Linked DNA regions of Homo sapiens: region 2 is linked to region 1. The links are chromatin loops, found by intact Hi-C in ENCODE. Cell type or tissue: lower leg skin. All regions are shown on one strand. Each heading gives the region's core, and the rest is flanking DNA. Links, peaks and the distances in the headings are about the cores only.

The links. Peaks named below come from ENCODE experiments on the same cell type or tissue, not always from the same donor. Only the 100,000 strongest peaks of a DNase experiment are listed, where the experiment ranks them.
Region 2: it touches region 1 in a loop (10-fold over the local background); 5 of 110 quality-filtered maps call a loop at or near these places.

What each region holds. Positions count from the first base shown.
Region 1 is chr10:85,230,619-85,234,299 of GRCh38, forward strand. No RefSeq gene overlaps it. Among named protein-coding and RNA genes, the nearest start is that of LINC01519, 34 kb to the left of the region's middle. RefSeq lists a silencer at 1,468-1,694. In lower leg skin, for the core only: no CTCF peak of the experiment used is centred there; no DNase peak of the experiment used is centred there.
Region 2 is chr10:86,370,064-86,373,290 of GRCh38, forward strand. No RefSeq gene overlaps it. Among named protein-coding and RNA genes, the nearest start is that of GRID1, 4.9 kb to the left of the region's middle. In lower leg skin, for the core only: no CTCF peak of the experiment used is centred there; a DNase peak (open chromatin) is centred at 1,268.

The DNA of each region.
Region 1 (3,681 bases), core at 646-3,145:
TGACATTAACAGGGCCAGGGGGAATTAGGGAGGACCCCAGCGAAAATCAACATGCTTCCAAGAAGTTTTTTCAAGTAGAATATTGCAAAGATGAGGCTAAGACTCCATTCAGGAAGCAACTTCTTATCCTTGAGCAGAGGGTCTGCTGAGTCAGCCTGCAAGTGAATCTTATCCTTATACATCCTGCCAGAACAAGGAGAAATGCTTAAAGAAACTCCAACAGAAATATAGGATAGAGCAGGGAGACGCCTTGTGGGTCATGGGAAATATCTTGGAAAGACTCCTATCAATAGCCCTACCCTCCACGTGGATTTAACTTCAGGAGATCTCTACAGGTCTAGAATTAGAATTAGGACAATTAATGACTCTCATTATAGCAGTACATGTTTAAGTTCTGGCTTACCCCACTGGAAATGGAACTTATTTAGCCTCTGTCTTATGTGGGTGAATAGTAACCTGCTCTGCAAGGCTGCTGGTACATGTTACTCCAGCTCAGACACAGTGGCTAACAAAGACTTCAATGGTTCTTCAGTATTACCTGGGTCAAAGAGGAATATTTTAGAGCAACTGAACCATACACTATAGAATGAATGCTAGGCAATTATATGTGGTTATTTTTGGTGCATACATACATACTCTCATCAAGCTGTAATTAATATACTTCAGGATTTGTATTATCTCTAATCATTCCCTCAACACCAAATTAAAGAGCTGCTTGATGTCTTTGGTCAGATATCTCCCTTGTTCACTCAATTTTCAATTTTTATTTTTGCAGATTGGAAAGATGATGTAGCCTTTGAGGGCACAGAGACCAGAGCTGAGATCCTGGGTGTGCCATTTACTAAGTGTATAGCCTCAGGCAAATTGTTAAACTTTCTAAATTCATTTCCTCCACCAGAGAGCCAGAATAATAATACTCACCCCCATAGGATTAGTATAAGGATCAAATGAATTCATGGAGGTAAAACATTTTACACCATGACTGGCAAGAGTGAGACAAAGCCAATGTTAATTCTCTTTCTTTTCTCTTTCCATATTCTAGTGTACATTGGACTAATTTCATGTTTACTTCACAGTTTTATGCAAACTACAGAGAACTTTTCAACTTGCCCTTTCAGAAAGTTTGGACTTTAATCCAGAATCTTCATCAACCATGTACAAAGCTCTAGCTACTGCTGTTTCTAATCTGCTACTCTCTAGACCGGTGCACTGCTTGAACTTTAGGAAGTCTCTTCTTCCCTAATTCTAAATTGATCACTGGGAATAAATTTGGCTTCTCTTTTTCTATCTGGCTCATGTGGGGAGGAGGAATTCTGAGATTATCATGACTTTTCATGGCAGGAAAATCACTTCCAAATTAAGTGTCCATTTAAAATATGCCCTAAGTTGACAAAGTCATTGATTTTGTTATCATTCCAAACATGGTTCCAGGTAATATAGTCAATTCTTGCACTGTCATAGTGGCATGGACAAAGCAAGAAGTAGCTTCCATTTACACTGTTTTTGGATCCGAACCCTCCTGTGCTTGGAGCTGAGAAGAGAGTCCATATGCTTGGACTGCAGTGGCGAGGGCTTTGGAAATCATGTCTTGCAGTTGGCAGGGGAGTGGGGCCCTGGGCTGGTCAGGGAAGAGTGTTAATATAATTGAAAGTAATTATGTTGACAAAAAGGGGAATTGTAAGGGCACCTCATAATTACAAACAGATGCGTTTGGATAATAGCAACCAGTCTTTCAGGGGCCCAGCAGACGGATGATTCGGCAGGGACTCATATCCCCAGTGGGGCAGAAATGCCTTGACACCTCTGATAACCCAAATATGGCAAGTCAGACTGATGGAGTTATTTGCAGAGAAAATGGCACACAAAGAAATCAGATGAGGAGGTCAGTATGGTAGGAAAAGCTTAGGTTTTAGAGCCAGATAGACTGATTTAATTCCAGATATACCACTTAATAGCTGTATGCCTTCATATTAACTATTCAAGCAAACTGTGTCTCTTTCTTTATCTCTAAACTCCTGAGACAATATCTGTTATACATTTTGAAGTTATTAGTAGAACTTAGGAAATATATGTAAACTGTCCAGCAGATAAAATACACACAATAGATGCTAGTGCAACTTGAACTCAGTGTTTGCACAGCCTCTTAACTGATCTCCTTGCTACCATTTTGACCCCAGGATCAGCTGTTCTCCAGCAAATTCTTTTATAACATAAGTCAGAACACACAACTGCTCAAAAATTGCTAACAGTGTCCCACCACACTTTGACTAAAATCCAGGATCCTTAGCCTGTAAGATCTGGGATCAGGTCTTACAGCTCTCAGACCTCCTCTTCTCACACTTTCCTCCTTTCTAGTGCCCTTTATCCAAGATGATATCTTGGTTATTTCAGCATGTCAGACTTTTTCCACCAGATGTTTGCGTGCCTGGTTACTTGTCACCACTCATGTCCCAGCTTATATATCACAACTCAGAAGAGGCCTTCCTTGACTGCTATCTTGGTTTGCACTTCCTAGAAAAACTGCCTGAGGGATGGGTTTGGGAAGACATGATTTATTGAGAGTGTACACTTAGGAAAAATCTGTAAAGGAATGAGGAAAGCAGGGAGGGGAAGAGGAAAAAAGAGCAAGGATTTGGTCTTAGATGTGGTCTTAGGTAATGTCTAACTTTGGACAGACCTGTGGATGGGGGTGGTGAGCGGATCTGGAGCATAAATCACACCTCACAGGTGGCCTGCCTTGAAGGAAGGGGTCAGGCTTTCATAAACAGCATCAATCAGTCATTGGCTGCCCTGCAGGTATCTTCTATCACCTGAGGATAATTCTCCTGAAAAGACTGTCAGTTTAAGCCACTGGCCATAGACTTATCCTCCAGTAGCTGGAGGAGGAGTGCACCAACTTGTAATGAGGATCTTGTGGGGCATCTGCTCACCTGCACAACCATCTGGCCCAATTTTTCCATCTATGGACTCTATTCCATAAATCTATTTCAACTTTTTGGTTGACATTTATCCTCGCTTAATATTTTTCTTGCTAATTATTTGTTGATTTTCTGTCTCTGTGACTACAGTATACGATCTTGATAGCAGGGACCTTGTCTGTTTTGTTCATGGGTATATATCCAGACTCTAGAACAAACACTGGTTCAAGGAGTGAATGTGGATTGCCACGCACCTTCTCATTCTGAAATGGAAAAAAAAACAGTTTATGTTCAGACAAAGAATATTGAAACTAAAATGAAGACAAGGACCATTCAGACCTTGTCATGGTCACCTGCTCCCCCAAGTTCCTCTGTTTCCTTTGTTATTTTTATGTTTCATCAGTGAAAAATCAGCTGACTTTTTTAAGCATTCCAAAGAATCTTGCTTATAAACTCTGTTTTCTAAAACAACGATATCTGCCACCAGGGAGGCAAAGTCATCTTTCAGCATTTACCCTGAAATATTTACAGAACAGATTTGAAGGAATGGAAGGGAAAAGCTATTTCCAGAAGCTTATTTCCCTCACTTATTTAATACGACTTTCCCCCAAAGATATTTCCCAACCAGTTAATTGCTAAAGGGACCAGATTTTAAGAAAAACATATTTTCTACAGATGAAGTTATTCCCTTCCTTCCCCAGATCTTTCATGTGTATCAAAGCACAATATGTTTTTTGTGTTACTATTGTCTCCTGCTCCCTCC
Region 2 (3,227 bases), core at 156-2,655, 1.1 Mb after region 1:
CATCCAAAAGCTGGACTAAGGAAAAGCCAGCTGGAGTCCTGGCCCTCCAAGTGACCTGCCTCCTGGGCACAATCCTGAGGAGCTGCCTGCCTGATGTGGAACCACCAGTGCCCAACCCCTGCAGAAGTGCCCCTCCTGAACCATGCGTCTCCAGGGAGGGCCCAAAAACTCTATCTTCCTCATTCCCTCCTCAGCACAGAGCCCACCAGTGATATGGAAGACAATTCGGCCCAGGCCCTGCCTGCAAAGAAAGATCAAGTCCAAGCCTGGGGAATTCTCTGCAGGCTTTGGCATGGAACCCAGCTGTCCCGTGTACACAGGGTGGAGGCCAACCCAGGTCTTAAGGTCAAGCCCCCAGGGAAGAGTCTGTAGGCATCTGGGAAGGGGTCTTGCTGCCAGCCTCATCCGTCACTACAGGCTCCAGGGAACCCACTTTCTGCCAAGATCCAAGCTCAGAAAATCTCACTGCTGCCTTCCTCTCTTAACCCATTGGGTTTTTCCTGTTTTCAATTTTTTCTTGGAGACAGGGTCTTGTTCTGTCACCCAAGCCGGAGGACACTGATGTGATCATGGCTCACTGTAGCCTAGACCTCCTGGGCTCAAGCAATCCTCCCACCTCAGCCTCCTGAGTAGCTGAGACCACAGGCACATGGTACCATGCCCAGATAATTTTCTTCATTTTTTGTAGAGATGGGGTTTCACCATGTTTCCCAGGCTGTCTTGAACTCCTGGACTCAAGCAATCCTCCTGCCTCGCCTCCCAAAGTGCTGAGATTACAGGTGTGAGCCACCACGCCAGATTTGTTTTTTGGTTTTTTTTTAAAACACCCTTGTTTATTGCTTATTTCGTCTGTTCTCCCAGCGCTGTGTTGGCTCTTCAGTTGAATGTGAATTCTCTGTCTCTACTTTGTCTTCCTTACTACCCTTTCTTGCCAACCTCTTTCATCTTATTTTTACTGTTTCTCAGCTTGTATTTATTTTATGTGATGTTCTTTTATATTACTGTATTTTTTAGTTTACTTTTACTCTTGGTAGCCTCGTGGGTTGTTACTTTAAATTTCCCAGGCCAGCAATCTTTTGCATTGCTCATTCTATTAATTCGAGACTTCTATTGATTCATTCCTTGGTTTTCCCGAGGTTAGGGAGAAGGAAAATTCCAGCACCAGCTTGCCTCAGCCACCAGGGCAAGACCCACTGTTATGCCCCTTTGCACCCTTCCCGTGGCATGGTGCAGACACCCATGGTGGGCAGCCCAGGTGAGGGAGGGCTTCTGCGGGCCGGAGCCGTGCCCCATGGGCCAATGAGGAGAAAGGAAATTACACACCGTGTGTCCACCCTAGATAGGAATGCCTCATCTTTCCAGGGCAAGGACCTCTTTACCCCCATTATACAGTCAGGAAACTGGGACTCAGGACTGGGTCTTCAGTCTGCTTAGAATCAACTAGTCCAAAAAGTTACCTGTGTGAAAAACTGCTTCCTTTGCAAAAGCAAGGACCTCCAGAGGTCTCTTTCCTGGACCCAGGCTCTCCAGGCAGGATGGGTGGCAGGACTGAACAGAAGCTCAGGCTCATCTGGGGCTCTCATGCTAACATCCAGGATTCCCCTTGACCCCCTGGAGTCCAACAAGGTTCATTCCTTCCTTAGAACCCTGCAAAGGTCAGATAAGGCAAGCTGGAGTGTGCACAAAGGCATCTCCAAACGCCAAGGGAGAGCAAAGGAGAAGGAAGGCTCAGATCCCAGGAATGACCCCCAGGAGCTGTCATCTCAGTCCCAGGCCTCTGGGGGCAGCCTGTGTCTCACCTCCTGCTAAAGCAGAGATTCTCCAAGTGTGTGCCCCAAAGCCTGGATCTAAGAGGCTCTTCAGAGGAAGCTCGGGGCTTCTGAGGACCCCACTCCACGTCCATAGCCAGCCTTGCACATGGGCGTTCTGAGTCCACCGTTGTGTGGAGAATGGGCTTCTGCTGCTGCAGCTCACACATGTAAAACCACAGCCCTGAAAAGCCTGTCCCAGAGCCCACAGGCTGGCCCAGGCCCTCCCAGGAGACCTGCTGGGCTCCCTGCTTCCCAGCCCCAACGCCTGCCTGGGGTGGCTCTTCTCCTCTCTCTCCAACCTGGGCTCTGCAACTTTGCTGTTTTTGCACTTTGGGGACCACCCTATTCCGCAGGTGACTGGAAGGACTAAGTGGCAGGGTCCTGAATCCTGGCCTCTCTGACCCCAGGGCTGAACTCAGGCTCCTGTACCCTCAACAGTCACTGCCTGACTGTCCCAGAACATGAAGTGCCACAGAGGCTCCTGCCCCTCCCACCACTGCCCAGGGCTCCTCCTGCCCCTGTCGTCTCCTGCTTTGGGTTCCAGGGCTCCACACAGGTTTAGCTGAGACCTTGAGCTGAGTTAAGGAAGGGAGTGTACATTGCAGGTGAAGGGAACAGCGAGAGGAAAGGTATGGAGGCGGAAGCAAGTAAGGGAAGGCTGTGGGGAGAGCAGCAAGGTGGGAAGAAGGAGGCAGCAGAGGGACCAGGGTAGAAGTTGACAGAATGGTCCTGGTGGGAGATGCTAAAGCCAGACATGCTCCTTCCCAAACACATCTCTACAGAGTGGGCCTGGGGTGGCATCATAGCAGCCAGAGACCTGTCAACCATCGTGTCTTCAGTGGACATCCTGGGCAAGAGAGCCACCAATCCACAAAAAGGAACTTAAATAGTGGAGCGAGAGGACTTTGTCCCCTTTGCTACCAGGGAACTCATCGGAGACTGTCCCACCCTGGTTCTACACACAATACTTTATGCCAGTCATATGTCCTCTGCCCTCCCAGGAATGAGGCTGCAGGTGTCCACACATAGAGTGGGGCCTTGTTGCTCACCAGTCGCCCCCTGCTCCTTGTTTAAGATGAGATACCTAAATGTCAGCCTGCACAGCAGGCCAGGAGCTGCACAGACATTTTGTTCAATGGATGTGACAGGTCCACCCCACCACACCCCTCCTCATCCCATCCTAAGTTGGGAGCAGCACAGGGGCTCCCACCAGCCCACAGCCTTTCAGAGCCGAGTCCCCGACTCTCCCAAGGGATCAGGGATGGGGGAGCTGCATCCACCTGAAGCCCTTGCTCATCCAACAGAAAGCCCCTTCCCCAGACCCAGCCCTCCAGCTAAACGCAGCCCCTAATGGATCTGGGCACCCTATATATGGACACACCCATTTCCAAGAGCAGGTTATCTGGTCTGTAAACC